Regions from separate parts of the Homo sapiens genome. Here region 2 is linked to region 1. Evidence: read pairs that join two places in POLR2A ChIA-PET (ENCODE). Cell type or tissue: A673. All regions are shown on one strand.

Region 1 (8,000 bases):
TTTTCTTTCTTTCTTTTCTTTTTTTTTTTTTGAGATGGAGGTTTGCTCTTGTTGCCCAGGCTGGAGTGCAGTGGTGCAATCTGGGCTCACTGCAACCTCCACCTCCCAGGTACAAGTGATTCTCCTGACTTAGCCTCCCAGGTAGCTCAGATTACAGGCATGCGCCACCATGCCTGGCTAACTTTTTTTGTATTTAGTAGAGACAGGGTTTCACCATGTTAGGCTGGTCATGAACTCCTGACCTCAGGTGATCCACCCGCCTCTGCTTCCCAAAATGCTGGGATTACAGGCATGTGCCACTGCGCCCAGCCTAATGCTCTTCATTTCTTACAGACTATTTGAGTGTCTGGTACCATTTTCTTTCAACTTGAATAATTCTCTCTCTCTTTTTTTTTTTTTTTTTTTTGATACAGGGTCTTCCTCTGTCGCCCAGTCTGGAGTGCAATGGCGCGATCTTGGCTCACTGCAACTCCACCTCCTGGTTCAAGCAATTCTCCCACCTCAGCCTCCTGAGTAGCTGGGATTACAGGCACCCGCCATCATGCCTGGCTAGTTTTTGTATTTTTGTAGAGATGAGGTTTCACCATGTTGGCCAGGCTAGTCTTGAACTTCTGACCTCAGGTGATCTGCTCGCCTCAGCCTCCCAAAGTGCTGAGATTACAGGTGTGAGCCACCTCGCCTGGCCTCTTTTTTCTTAAAATATCTTTATTTGCCTTCATTTTTAAAGAATATTTTCCCTGGATATGGAATTCTAGATTGGCAGCTTTGTATTTGAGCTCTTTAAAGATGTTGTTTTATTGTCTCTGTTCTCTTTTGTTTCTGCAGTACAATATGAAGATGTCTGTGGTCATCCAATTTATTGTTCTTCTTTATGTAAAGTTTCATTTTTCTCTAGCCATTTCAAGTATCTTCGTCTTCAACTGTGATATACCTACTTGTGGTTGTTTTTAGATTGAATATGCTTTGCTCTTTTTTGCGGAGAGTGGGGAGTTGTCCCAGACTCTTACACATATTAATATGTTAGCCCCAATGATACTGTCCCACAGATCTGTATAACTTGGTTGGACTCAAAACAGCAAATTCTGTCTTTTAGGCAGTGGGTCATATTTTGGTTCAGCTCTTTTAGTTACTTGGAAACTGCCCTACACATGAGTAGATCAGGGATCATCCAGAGATTTAGGCAGAGTTTATATACAGAATTTGGGGTTCCTTCCTGCCCACTGGCTCATTTTCCTCCCAGGAATTTCCTCTCATTTTGCAGCAGCTATGGATTGCCCTGAACTCTATCCTTTTATCTTTAAGCTAGAAAGTCTGTGGGGGTTTCTGTTGGAGTTTTAGCTCTCCCATGTAGCACAGACCAGGACCAGTTGTCAGGCTAAAAGCTGTAAACATCAGAGAACTCTCCCCGTATTATTCCTTTCTTAAAAGAGTTGACTCCCTTCTTCTCATTCTCCAGTGCCTTCCTGCATTAGTCCGTTCTTTTCACTGCTATAAATAAATACCTGAGCTTGGGTAATGTATAAAGAACAGAAGTTTAATTGGCTTACGGTTCCATAGGCTTTACAAGAATCATGATGCTGGCTTCCGGGGAGGCCTCAGGAAACTTACAGTCATGGCGGAAGGCAAAGGGGGAGCTGGCACTTCCTGTGGCTGGAGCAGGAGCAAGAGAGAGAGAGGGGGGGAAGACAACCAGATCTCATGAGAACTTACTATCAAAGGAATAGCACCAAGGGGATGTTGCTAAACCATTCAGAAAGGACGACCCTCATTATCCTGTCACCTTGCACCAGGCCCCACCCCCAACATTGGGGATTACAGTGACATGACATTTGGGCAGGGACACAGATCCAAACCATACATTTCATATAGTTGTTCTATAAATTTTATCCAGAGATGAGGATTGCTTGAGCTCAGGAGTTAGAGACCAGCCTTGGCAAGATAGGGAGATCCCATCTCTACCAAAAATTAAAAAAAAAAAAAAAAATTAGCTGGGTGTGGTGGTGCGTGCCTGTGGTTTGTCCCAGCTACTTGGGAGGCTGAGGTAGGAGGATTGCTTGGGCCTGGGAGGTAGAGGATGCAGTGAGCACCACTGCACTCCAGCCTGGGTGACGGAGTGAAACCCTGTCTCAGAAAAAAATTCTTTTTAATTTTAATCCAGAGTTTATAGTTTTATCTATGGGAGGGTCATTTGGAAAGTTGGCCATTACTTGGCCAGAAGCAGAACCCTCCCTGCTTACATTTTGAGAAAAATAGATTGAGATTCTATAGTATTCTGCTTTAGTTTTTCTTTCTTGATCTCATATGGTACTTGTCTTTTGCTGACACTATTCATTCATTGAAATTAATAACCTTGCAAAATAAAAATATAAGAAGTCAGTGTGGCTCACCCTCCACCCTCCACTCCCACTCCATCTTTCATCCCGTTTTTATTTCCACGTCTGTCTAACTTGGCTCTGCCTGGTGCCTTTATAGCTAAAATTAGCCACACTTGATATTTTTAACTCTACGGTGCTTGGAAAGTATTTTGAGAGGCTTTGCCATATAACTTCATGAAAATAATGTGAGGAAAAGAAGAACTACAGGAAACAGGTGAAATAATCTATTCAGTTACTGAGAAAAGTTTCTTATTAATGGGAGAATTTATTAAGATAGGGAAGTATGTGTTGCCAAGTGAAGTGTTTTCCCACATTTTTCTTTTTTTTCTGTGACCATTTCTAGATGTCTGTACTTTTTGTGAACTCTCATGCTGTGAATGACGGTTTAGGTTTGCTGGTGCACTGGGAATTGATCTTTGAAAATTACAAGTCCAGTTAAAAAAAGATGGGTGGCCAGACGAAGAATCTGAGCCCTGTGTGCCTATATGTGTGCTAAAAGTCACGGAGCTTATGAAATCTGAGGTAATCTTGGCTTTTTTTTTTTTTTTTTTTGGTTTTTTTCTTGAGACAGAGTCTCGCCCTGTTGCCCAGGCTGGAGTACAGTGATGCGATCTCGGCTCACTGCAACTTCCACCCTCCCAGGCTTCAGCCTCCCAAGTAGCTGGGATTACGGCACGAGACACCATGGCTGGCTAATTTTTGTATTTTTAATAGAGACAGGGTTTCACCATGTTGGCCAGGCTGTTCTCGAAGTCCTGATCTCAAATGATCCACCCACCTTGGCCTCCCAAAGTGCTGGGATTACAGGCGTGAATTGCACCCGGCCCAATCTTAAGTAGTTTAAGGTCTTGGGGTCAGGCACGAGGGAGTGAAGGGGTAGTGTGTTACTTATAGCCACACAATAAATTACACAAAGTTTTAGTGGCTTAAAACGTCACGTATTTATTACACAGTTTCTGAGGGTCAGGATTCTGGGTTTGGCTTAGGTGGTTCCTCTAGCTCAGGGTCTTTCATAAATGCAGTCAAAATGTTGGCCAGGGCTGCAGTCTCAACTGAAGTCATCACGGGGGGAGGAGGATCTGCTTCTAAGCTCATTCACATTAATGGATTGGATTTAGTTGCATGCCAGCTGTTAGACTGAGGGCCTCATTTTATTCCTGATAATTGTCTCGTGTGGGCCTCTCCATAAGGTGGTGGCAAGCTAGATGGAAGCCAGAGTCACTTCGTAAATTAACCTTGGAAGTGACATTCCATATATATATATATGTATTTTTTTTCCCATATTCTGTTCAGTAGAGGTAAGTCTCTGGGCATGAATACTAGGAGGTGTGGAGATTATTAATAGCTATTTTTTTGTTGTTGATGAGTTGAGGGTGTGGGGAAGAAGAAGAAGGTATAATAAATTTTTATTTCTTACAGTGTATACTTAGAGTAGGAACCAGAATCACACAGTAGGGTGAGAAATTTTAAAAGCAAAGTTTACCACTAGGAAGCTATGTGATGTCTTACATAGGAAGAACAGCAAAGCATCTCAAATAAAGGAACATAACAAAACTTTAAACATTGAAAGGTTCTTTTTCTGTAGTTTTAGGTTGAAGTTTTATCTTAATTTTCTAGTCAATATTTTTCTACACTGACTTGGATGAAAATATTTATAACTGAAAATATATTATTTCTTTTTACCTATTCTTTTTGAAAGATGTAAAGACATATTCTTCTAATTGGCTAATAGATTTCAAAGTTCATGTGCGTCCTGTAATGTGCTAAACTCATACATTGTGTAGTAACAAAGTTGGAGTAGTTTAAATAAAATAATGGAACGATAGCTGCTATTCTATTCTTCATGTTTCTGTGTGCATGTCTGTGTGAATCTCTATCTGTATCTATAGTTTGATGTCTAAAATGTTTCCCACAGATTTTGTCTTTCATGTAATTCTTTGAAGAAAGTTGAGATTCTATTTGAAGGAAACTTTCCCTGGAGTATTAATTTTATGAATAAGTTTCTTCCTACTGCCTTAAAAAAATCTGATATTCTAGACATGTTTTTGTTATAGGTTAACATTGTATCTTCAGTAATGAAACCTTTAAAATAAACCTTGGTTATTTCTAAAAAGAACATAAATTTCAGCAAATAAATTCTTTCCTCTTAGCTTCAAATTAAATATAACATGAAGTATAATGTGGAAATAATAGAAAATATGTGAAGAGGTAATTTTGTGGAACTAATATAGTTTATAGTCAGAATCTTTCTTTTTTTAGTAGAGTGGTTGCAAGTCCAGACCTGGAAGCAGACTGGCTGCTTTAAGTCCCATTTCTGCCTCTCCCTACAGTATGTCTTTAGTCAAGTTAATTCACTTCTTGTGTCTCCATTTCCTATCTGTAAAATGGGGATATTAACGGTACCTACCACATAAGGTTGTTGAAGAAATAAGCGAATTAATAAAGGCAAAGCACATAGAACCATATATGGCACTTAGTAAGTACTATATACATATCCTTATTTTTTACTATTATTAGTAGTATTATTAGTATCAACACTGGCTCAGTAACTGCTTATGTCACTTAATTGTCTCTGGGATTTAGGTCTTTCATAACATAAACCAAGAGATTTGGATTCTTTATAACTGACTAACTGGGGAGCTGTTAGTCTCTATTAGATAGTAATTCACTGATAAGATTTTTCCTCATTGATAGGATTTTTTGTGCCTACAGTTAAACAATACTCTGAAATATTTATAGACAGTTGTAGAGTGCATTCTTCTGAAACTGTTGGTTTTAATTTTTCCAAGTAACGTTTGCTTTATCTTTGTTAATTAGTCTTTCATATTACAAGAAAGAGCATTGCTTGAATTTTTTCTGTGCTGCTTAGCAGCAGGCTGTCTTTGTCATTATGTGGCCAGCTAGAGTTGCACACACAGAGCAGGTTCCCACCCTAGATAATCTCAGTCTTACTAGTTTGTTAATATTTCTTTCTTTTCTTCCTTTTTTAAGAGAGAGTGTCTCGCTCTGTCGCCCAAGCTGGAATGCAGTGGCTCAGTAATAGCTCACTGTAACCTTGCACTCCTGGGCTGAAGTGGTCCTTCTACCTCAGCCTCCCAAGTAGGTGGGACTACAGGTGCACACCATTGTGCCTGGCTAATTTATTTTATTTTTCATATCTTGTGGAGACAGAGTCTCACTTTGTTTTGTCCAGGCTGATCTCTAACTCCTGGGCTCAAGTGATCTTCCTGCCTTGGCTTCTCAGAGTGCTGGGATTGCAGGTTAGAGCCACTGTATCCAGCCTGTTAATGTTTCTTTTTATTTTTTTCGGTCTCCAGAGCTTTTGTAAGTTTTACAAGTTTCTCTGTCTCTCTTATGGTTCTAAGAATATGGAAATTGTGCATTCTAATTGTCTTTATTATTCTCTGTCTCCAGGTATGTTGCAGATAGGGACAGGTTCTTTTTACCGCCTGAGTCACATTTATTGAATTTTGCAGATTCTATACTTAAGTAAGAGGAATTCATGATTGAAGTCAAATAGTACCATAAGAATTATTGAGAAAAGATTACTCCCTAAAAAGATTACTCCCTATTGAAAAAAAGATTACTCCTAAGCACACATGACTACATGTGGTAGGTACATTCTCTAAAGTACTTTTTCTACATACTATTGTATTTAACCTTTAACGTTTTCCCCTATTTTAAGAGATTTTTTCATCCTGCAGAATGACCCAATAGATTTGCTGAAATGTTTTCTTTTAAATCATGCCATCTTGCTTTTGATGGTCATTTAGACTGACCATTTTCTTTGGTGAATCTGGATCAGTTATACTAGACTGCATTTGTACTTTGCACATGAATATAGGTGTTGTAGGACAAAGAGTTTAATAGTGCCATATTGATGTTTTTACCTTTTATTTATTATTCTATTTCTCAGAAAGATGAATGAAACATAAGTGTGGTCTTTAGAGGAAGTTTTGCCTTTCTGCATATTTGGTGCTGCTGCATTCCAGATGGTTTTCTTGCCTTGCAGAAAATAACTTTGTAGGCTGCCGTTATTTGCATCTGCTGTTTGTCAGTGGCATTCACAGTGTTTTTGTTGTATTCCTCAATCTCTCAGCCATTGTGGCAGAACCGAATTGTAACTAGCAAGCAAATTTTTTCTCCTGATTCTTAGCAAGATTTTTTCTTTCTTTTTTTAATGGAATGGCAAAGGAGATAAGTTTCTAATTTGGTCTACTGGTGATAGTGGTTAGTTAGTTGAAATCAAGTTTGGTATCCTTAAAAATGACATATAACTTTAAATATTTATTTTTCATTTATTTTTGGAAGCTTAAACAGATTTTTAAGTTTTTTAAAAAGTTTTTTGAGATGGGGTCTTAACTCTGTCACCCAGGTTGGAGTGCAGTGGCACAATCTTGGCCCAAGGCTCCAGTAATCCTCCCACCTCAGCCTCCTGAATAGCTGGGACTACACGTGCCTGCCACCCTGCCCAGCTAAGTTTTGCACTTTTTGTAGAGGTGGGGTTTTGTTATGTTGCCCAGGCTGGTCTTGAACTCCTGGGCTCCAGCAATCCACCTGCCTCAGCCTCCCAAAGTGCTGGGATTACAGGTGTGAGCCACTGTGCCTGGCCCAGAAATTTACTTTCTCACAGCTCTGAAAAGTCTGAGCTTGATGTGCTGGCAGGGCTGGTGCTGGTTTCCTCTGAGGCCTGTCTCCTTGGCTTGCAGATGGCCGCCCTCTTGCTGCCTCTTCATATGGATGTTCCTCTGTGTGCTTGCTCCTATGGTGCCTCTCACTCTTTAAATACTCTAGTCTCTGTTATATGTGTTAATTCTCTAGTCTTTTGCTGTAAAGCTTTTTCTTTAGTGTTAGTCTGGTGATGAGAACTCTATATTGTTTTTCTTCCTAAAGCATGCCCCAGCAGATAATGACGTTTCAGCTTTGGTTTCTTTGAAGTGGAGAGAGAACTTAGACATATGCAAAGCATTCTGAATACAGAATTCTGTTAGACTTGTATGATCTTTTTAGTGACCTACCTTGATAAAGACTTTTCAAAACATTTAACTTAATTTTTATAGTATTTCTGTATACTCACATATCAATTTATATAATATTTAGATTGCAGACTTACAAGTACAATTATAATGAATACATTTGGTCACAGACAGCTGATTCTTTTTGTTTTTTGGGTTTTTTTTTTTTTTTTTGAGACAGAGTCTCACTCTGTCATGCAGGCTGGAGTGCAGTGACATGATCATGACTCACTGTGGCCTCGAACTCCTGGCTCAAGTGATCCTCCCACCTCAGCCTCCCAAGTACTTAAGACTACAGGCATGTGCCATTGTGCCCAGCTGATTTTTAAGTTTTTTCATTTCTGTAGAGGTGGGGGTCTTGCTATGTTGCCCAGGCTGCACAGCTGATTCTCAACCTCTGGGAGCAGAACAGTGCAGAGTGATGAGTTGAGGAGCTCTGAGCATTTAGAGTGCTAGTGGTATGGTTTGTGGATGGGAAGGGGAGGAGTGGAGAGATTGTCCATTTGGGCATTGGAGGTCAGAAAAGGAAGCTTTCACTGTCGTATTTCAGGGCTCTTACTCCAAGTTTACAGATGTTTACTTTTTATACTTAGTATCTCTCACCACTTTT
Region 2 (8,000 bases), 140 kb before region 1:
GGGTGCCAAACATGTTCTTCCTTGCCCCCAGTGTGTAGCAATAGAGCTCCCTTCCCTTGCTGATCACAGTCAATCGCCTCTGCCAAGATGGTGACTCTTCTTCTTGTCTGCTGGTCCTGCTTAGCACAAATAGCCTGAAGTACCAAAGTGGCAGCCATAGTTTATTGTTCAATGAGATTTTTTCTGGGTCCCCCGGTGGAAGCTTTTTTTTTTTGAGACCTTTTGTCACTCAGGCTGGTGTACAGTAGCACAATTGTGACAGACTGCAGTCTCAACCTCCCCATCTTAAGTGATCCTCCCATCTCAGCCTCTCAAGTAGCCAGGACTACAGGCATGTGCCACCATGTCCAGCTAACTTTTAATTTTTTGTAGAGATGGGAATCTCAATATGTTGCCCAGACTGGTCTCAAACTCCTGAGCTCAAGCAACCTTCTGCCTTGGCCTCCTGAAGTACTGGGATTACAGGCATGAGCCACTACGCCTGGCCAGCATTTCTCCATTTCAATGCCAGGACCTCTAACCCTGCAGAGCCCATAGTTGCAGAGACAGGAAGCACAAATTTCCCGAGTGGGTGATTGAGAATGATGAATAAATGGAGTCATTCTTGCTTCTGCCTCTTGGTTTCCAGATTGAAAGTTTGTTGCCATCTTTGTAATGCCTCCCAGCTGATGCTTCAACAGGCTACTCCACCTCTACCATTCTCTGAGACTGGGTAGTATGATATTGTTATCGAAACACCAGGGGTTTGGTCTAGATCCTGCTTCTCGCTGCACAGAAAGCCAATGATTGAGATGAGTATTACCAAGGAATAAGGAAAAAAGAAGAAGAAGGAAGAAGAAGAAGGCGTGCTATAGCCTTCTGTAGCTACAGACTGGGTGCTACAGCCGAGGAGATGGGAGCTTAGTCTCAAATCCATCTCCCTGCTGTACTAAAACTAGAGGTTTATATAGTAGGGAAGAAGTGTAACAATGTACAACAAAATAGGAACTAGGGAGGGGCAAGGAAGCAATCATGATGAATGAGGGATCCAGCATCTCATTGTCCGTTGTCTGGATGTGGTGATCTGGTGAGTTTCAGTTCTTTTTCTGTTTTTGAGACAGAGTATTGCTCTGTCGCCCAGGCTGGAGTGCAATGGCACCATCTTGGCTCACAGTAACCGCTGCCTCCTGGGTTGAAGTCGTTCTCCTACCTCAGCCTCCCAAGTAGCTGGGATTACAGGCACACACCACCACGCCTGGCTAATTTTTTTGTATTTTTATTTATTTTATTTTATTATTATTATTATTTTTTGAGATGGAGTCTTGCTTTGTTGCCCAGGCTGGAGTGCAGTGGCGCCATCTCGGCTCCCTGCAACCTCTGCCTCCTGGGTTCAAGCAATTCTCCTTCTCAGTCTCCTGAGTAGCTGGGATTACAGGGGCCCACCACCACGCTTGGCCAATTTGTTTTGTATTTGAACCCCTGACCTTGTGATCAGCCTGCCTCGGCCTCCCAAAGTGCTGGGATTACAGACATGAGCCACTGTACCTGGCCATTTTTTTGTATTTTTAGTAGAGACAGGGTTTCACCATGTAGGCCAGGCTGGTTTCGAACTCCTGACCCCAGTCCTCCTGCCTCAGCCTCCCAAAGTGCTAGGATTACAGACGTGAGCTACTGCGCTTGGCTGAATTTCAGTTCTTTGATAGTTTTTTTTTTTTTTTCCTTTGAGACAAGAGTCTTGCTCTGTTGCCCAGGCTGGAGTGTGCAATGGTGTGATCTTGGCTCACTGCAACCTCCACCTCCCGGGTTCAAGAAATTCTCCTGCCTCAGCCTCCTGAGTAGCTGGGATTACAGGCGCACACCACCATGTCCAGCTAATTTTTGTATTTTTAGTAGAGACGGGGTTTCACCATTTTGGTCAGGCTGGTCTCAAACTCCTGACCTCATGATCTGCCCGCATCGGCCTCCCAAAGTGCTGGGATTACAGGCGTGAGCCACTGTGCCCGGCCTGATAGTTTTTTGAGAGGCCTGAAGATTGCTTCCTGAAGAAGGAATGCAGATAAAACAAATATAAGGTTCAAGCTTTAAGACCAGAAGCATCAATTCTGGTGGTTTATCCAAAAAACTGTGGGACTATTGAGTTGGTTTCAATATGTGATATGATGGGCATGGACCTACTCTTGCACCTCCTTTGTTGTAAAGTGGGTCTGTTGGTCTAATGCAATGCTATGTAGGATCCCGTGCTGGTGGATTCAACACTCTATAAGCCTTGGGATAGTGGTGCTGGTTGAGACACTGTATGGAGGAAAGCCGAAACCATCCCCAGAATGTCTATTTCTGTCTAAGTTAATTGCTACTCCTTGCAAGGTGGCTGGTCAGTCCCCTCAAGGGATGATACCAAAGAAAGGACTCAGTGCTGGTAACTATTGCTGGCAGATTGGACATGTAGTAGCAGGAGCTAGTGCGACCTTGGTGAGCCTCTGCTATTGGGCCCATGTCTAGCCTCCATCCCTTCCACCATGGCTGCTCCACGCATGTGTTGTGAGTGCTGTTGCATAGGCACTAACATGCTAATCAATGATCTTCGCACTGCGCGTCCACTCCTACATGTCATCCAAGTGCCTCTACCACATACTTCTTTGTCCCGATCTTCATATCTTTCTCTTTGAACGCCATTGACCAAGCCATTATCACTACCCATGAGTCCTAGTTTGTTCTAAACCCAAGCCATTTGTTTTTGCATATAAACCTGATGACAGATTCACTGCCCATTGAGAATATTTCTGCTCACCATTGTCTTTCAAGGTCATCCCTGAATGGCACTGTAGTGCAGCCATCACCCATTTTCAGTTCGTACCCATGTATCGAACCAACTCATCCATCAACCACACTCAGTTTTTTTCTTCTCTGTTAACTAATCACAATCAGGGATCCACATGGAACCATAGGTGTGAGCTGAGAGAGATGCTGGTATAACAGTGATGAGTGGCTTGTGTGTCTGGGCTACTAGCTCATGCAGATCACATGTGCTGTTCAGCCTGCACCTGTTTGATCCTGGATATACCATTTCTGCCTTATGATGGACTTCTGCTGGGATTGGGCCTCCCTCACCTTATGACTCCATGGCTCTGATAGAACCCAGCTCATGTTGAGCACTTATGGCTGCCTAGTTACTTGGTGTCCAATGGTCAGGTGCTCTGTCTCTAACAGGGCCTAATAGCATTCCAGGAGCTTTCTAGAAAGGCATTTAATTCTCTGTTACAGATAGCATAGCCTTGTTCCAGAACCTTGCAAATCTGCACTATGATTCTCCCTCTGGGACTTGTCATAAATTTCCAACACTGATACCTCTAATAACATAGAGTCTGCTGGATCATCTGGCCGAAGCAGCAGGACTGATTGCATTGTAGCCTGGACATGCTACGGGGCCCTTTCCTGCTCTTGGCCCCACTTAAAATTGACAGGCTTTCATGTCATCTGGAGTACGAGTTAAAGCGATAGTCCCATTTTTGGAATATGTTGCCTCTGGAACTCAAAGAGGCCTACTAGGTATTAGGCTTCCTACTTTGTGATGGGAAGTACAAGATCCAATAATGTATTCTTTCCCTTGAGGAGTAGTCTCAGCATGTCCCAGGCCCCTGGACCTCTAAAAATGTCACTGAGATGTTAGACCTCTGATGTCTAACATAGGGTTTTTCTCCTACGCTCTGGAATGCATGTTACAGAGGTCTCTGATGCACTAGTGAATTCTCGCTTAGCTGGTTCGATTAGCATGATGTCATCAGTATCCAGCCAGCCCGTGTCTCTCAGGACTATATTATGCCACGAGCAGGAGCATTAACACAGCCCTGGGGCAAGACTGTAAATGTACTTTTTTTTTTTTTTTTTTTTTGAGACAGAGTCTCGCTCTGTCACCCAGGCTGGAGTGCAGTGGCGTGATCTCGGCTCACTGCAAGCTCCGCCTCCCAGGTTCACATCATTCTTCTGCCTCAGCCTCCAGAGTAGCTGGGACTACAGGCGCCTGCCACCATGCCCGGCTAATTTTTTTGTATTTTTAGTAGAGATGGGGTTTCACTGTGTTAGCCAGGATGGACTCAATCTCCTGATCTGTCCGTCTCAGCCTTCCAAAGTGCTAGGATTACAGGCGTGAGCCACCGCGCCCGGCCTGTAAATGTACATGTTGTCTGTTCCAAGTGAATCAACTGTTCTGATCCTCTTTTTGATAGGATGGAAAAGAACGCACTCACCGGTTCAGTGGCCACTTATTATGTACCTGAGAATATGTTAATTTGCACTAGCAAAGATATCACATCTGGCACAGCAGCTACAGATAGGACTACTGCTTGGTTGACTACAGTAACCTATTGTCATCCTCTAGGATCTGCCTGACTTTCACAGTTTGGATGGGTAATTAAATGGAGATGTGGTGGAAACTACCTACCTTGTATCCCTTGGGTCTTTCCCAGTTACTTTTTTTTTTTTTTGAGACAGAGTCTCACTCCGTCATCCAGGCTGAAGTATAGTGGCTCGACCTTGGCTCACTGCAACTTCCTCCTCCCAAGTTCAAGTGATTCTGCTGCCTCAGCCTCCCAAGTAGCTGGGATTACAGGCGCCCACCACCATGCTTGGCTAATTTTTTGATTTTTAGTAGAGACGAGGTTTCACCGTGTTGACCAGGCTGGTCTTGAACTCCTGACCTCATGATCCGTCTGCCTCAGCCTCCCAAAGTGCTGGGATTACAGGCGTGAGCCACTGTGCCCAGCCCCCATTACTTTTTTTATGAATGGCTGTCACCCCCAGCTGGGATGCATAATTTGATTTACTGTCTTGGCTCATGGGGGAAGGAGGGTGCCGGAAATGCAGTTTCAGAGGCTTCCACTTGACCTTCCCATTATAATAGCTCTTATTCCACAGGCCAAGAAACCAAGGTAAGTCCATTCTAATGATATATTCAAGGACTAGAAAAATGACCACTTGGTGAATCTGTGGACTTGGTGGGCACACGGTGGGCCACACCTAGGCCAGCCTCCATTTACTACCTGGCCCCCATGTGTACTTTAAACGTGTCTCATGATGATGTTTCCAGTCTCAGGGTCTCAACTAGGACCTCATACCTAACAGTGTTTAAAAGAGTATTCCTGGCCCGGCACGGTGGCTCACACCACTTTGGGAGGCAGAGGAGGGCGGATCACTCGAGGCCAGGAGTTCAAGACCAGCCTGGCCAACATGGTGAAACCCTGTCTATACTAAAATTACAAAATTTAGCTGGTGTGGTGGTGGGCTCCTGTAATCTCAGCTACTCAAGAGGCTGAGGCCCGAGAAACGCTTGAATCCAGGAGGCCGAGGCTGCAGCAAGCCGAGATCATGCCACTGTACTTCAGCCTGGGCAACAGAGCGGGATTCCGTCTCAAAAAAAAAAAAAAGAGTATTCCCTTTTCTCAGAGTATGACTACCCAAATAAGTGGCCAGAGTTCCCTTTGGGGAAGAACCTGGGAAATGTCCACCATGTACATCAGTGTACATGATCTGACAGGGTACTTACTGGGTACTTACCATATATATCAGTGTACATGATCTGACAGCGTACTTACTGGGGACCTGGCTTCTCTTTTCATCTATGGGTTCTGGGTCTGAAAACTAGTTCCTGTCTGGAAACTGAGCAAATGATTGTGACTTTTTATTGGGGGCAGCTGCCCTTGGCTTGCTGATCAACTGTTCTTGATTTCTCTTTGTTGTACAGATTGAGCAGAACCCTTTTGTTTTGTTTTGTTTTTGAGACGGAGTCTCACTCTGTCGCCCAGGCTGGAGTACAGTGGCGCGATCTCAGCTCACTGCAAGCTCCACCTCCCGGGTTCATGCCATTCTCCTCAGCCTCCCAAGTAGCTGGGACTACAGGGTGCCTGCCACCACGCCCGGCTAACTTTTGGTATTTTTAGTAGAGACGGAGTTTCACCATATTAGCCAGGATGGTCTTGATCTCCTGACCTCGTGATCTGCCTGCCTCGGCCTCCCAAAGTGCTAGGATTACAGGCGTGAGCCACTGTGCCCAGCGAGCAGAACCCTTTTGCCCAATTAGTTTTGCTATGTTCTAGTAACTATCGCCACAACTCTCTGAGGATCAGGGTCCCCCAGCTGCCACTCCAAACTTGCTGCTCATTATGATAATTGCATCCACCTGGCTACTGAGGGCTAACAGCTTCTATTGTTTCAGGGTCCCATCATCCCCACTGCCATGCGTGAGTCTAGTTCTGTCTGATCATTAGCCCTGGCCTAGAGACTCCTGGTGATACTGGTGCCCTCTTATGTCTCTCCCAGCAGTGCATTCCTTATTGCTTTGGGATATCTTCTGGGTCTCCTGTGGGATATAGTCACCTTGCAGGCTTTCCTGCTGCATGCAGTATAGCAGTTCTAGCATGGCCATTTTTCTGAGCCTTTTCCCCTCTTCCATCTTCTGTTATGGCAATTCTGGCATTCCTACCTTAGTTGGTGTGGGCCATAATTTTCTTCAGGCTTCTAAGAGCCATTCCAGCAGTATGTTCCCACTGTCATCCCGCGATCATGCCAGGGCATTCCCAAATTGATCACCTTTCCTTTTTCGAAATGTTTTGCCCCTGTTGATCCCATGCCTTCTGAACATAGTCTCGGGCATATTCTTCCAGTCTCAGGGTCTCCCCTAGGATCCATCCCCAGCGGTCTGTCAACAGCTCCCGGTACATGTTGGTAGGTTCTGCAGCTCCTTCACAGTAGAAGCGCTTCCTTCTCTTATGAGACCCAGCGTGTCTCTGGCCAAGTCATGCTGTGACTTTACCCTAGTTACTGGGTTAGTGGTCAGGAGGGCAGATGGTGGCAGATTCTACATGAGGTGCATGTTGTCCTGCAGAAGAGAGTCCTCTGCATCATCTTTTAGCAAACCGGGAGTGCCAGCCCTTAGAGAAAGGTGGGCCACTTCTGCAGGCTCAGAGCAATCTGGGAATTCAAGATCTTTGGGTACATCCACTCAGATATTCACATCTCATGTATCAGAGTCCCATTCTGTCGCCCAGGCTGGAGTGCAATGGTGCAATCTCGGCTCACTGCAAACTCTGCCGCACAGGTTCAAGTGATTCTCCTGCCTCAGCCTCCTGAGTAGCTGGGATTACAGGCACCTGCCACTGCGCCCAGCTAATTTTTGTTTTTTGTTTTTTTGTATTATTTATTTATTTATTTGAGACGAAGTCTCAGTCGGTCACCCAAGCTGGATTGCAGTGGTACAATCTCAGCTCACTGCAACCTCCACCTCCCGGGTGTCTCAGCCTCCCGAGTAGTTGGGACTACAGGCCTGTGCCATGATGCCCAGCTAATTTTTTTGTATTTTTAGTAGAGACAGGGTTTCACCATATTGGTCAGGCTGGTCTCAAACTCCTGACCTCAGGTGACCTGCCTGCCTCGGCCTCCCAGAGTGCTGGGATTACAGGTGTGAGCCACCGTGCCCAGCTGTTTGTATTTTTAGTAGAGATGGTGTTTCACCATCTTGGCCAGGCTGGTCTTGAACTCCTGACCTCGTGATCTACCCGCCTTGGCCTCCCAGAGTGCTGGGATTATAGGCATGAGCCACCGCACCCGGCCTGCACTCTGCTACTATTAGGATTACACCATGTACCTGGTCCTCAGCTTTCCCTTTCCTCCAGGTGCAAGGGATGAGAGTATCCCTATGAGCTCCACTCAGTTTTCAATTGCTGATGAATCCTTTTCAACATTTCATTATTTTTTTCAAAGTGTTAATTATCCTTAGTGAAAGCCACCTAATTGAATTGTCCTTGTGGTAATTCTCCCCATATTTCTCAACCACCTGATAGGTCACACCCTCTGGTGCATTTCCTTCCATGGGAATACCATTCTAGTTCACCATTGGCAAAAGTTTTAACAATTTCACTGCTATCTTGTGCTACGGACTATATGTACTTCTTCTACTGCCACTGATGGGGTCTGCACTGCCAGCTGGATGGTAGGTGATCCAATTCCAAAATCTCATGTTGGCATCTCTT

What was found. ChIA-PET counts read pairs that join two places held together with the same protein. Peaks named below come from ENCODE experiments on the same cell type or tissue, not always from the same donor. Only the 100,000 strongest peaks of a DNase experiment are listed, where the experiment ranks them.
Region 2: POLR2A ChIA-PET joins it to region 1 with 7 read pairs; 7 of 35 experiments call an interaction of 5 or more read pairs at or near these places.

What each region holds. Positions count from the first base shown.
Region 1 is chr1:225,575,840-225,583,839 of GRCh38, reverse strand. All of the region lies in intron 1 of ENAH (ENAH actin regulator), which reads left to right. Among named protein-coding and RNA genes, the nearest start is that of ENAH, 73 kb to the left of the region's middle. RefSeq lists an enhancer at 7,656-7,825. In A673, no CTCF peak of the experiment used is centred here; a DNase peak (open chromatin) is centred at 3,479; H3K27ac peaks cover 2,719 bases.
Region 2 is chr1:225,716,480-225,724,479 of GRCh38, reverse strand. No RefSeq gene overlaps it. Among named protein-coding and RNA genes, the nearest start is that of SRP9, 57 kb to the left of the region's middle. In A673, no CTCF peak of the experiment used is centred here; no DNase peak of the experiment used is centred here.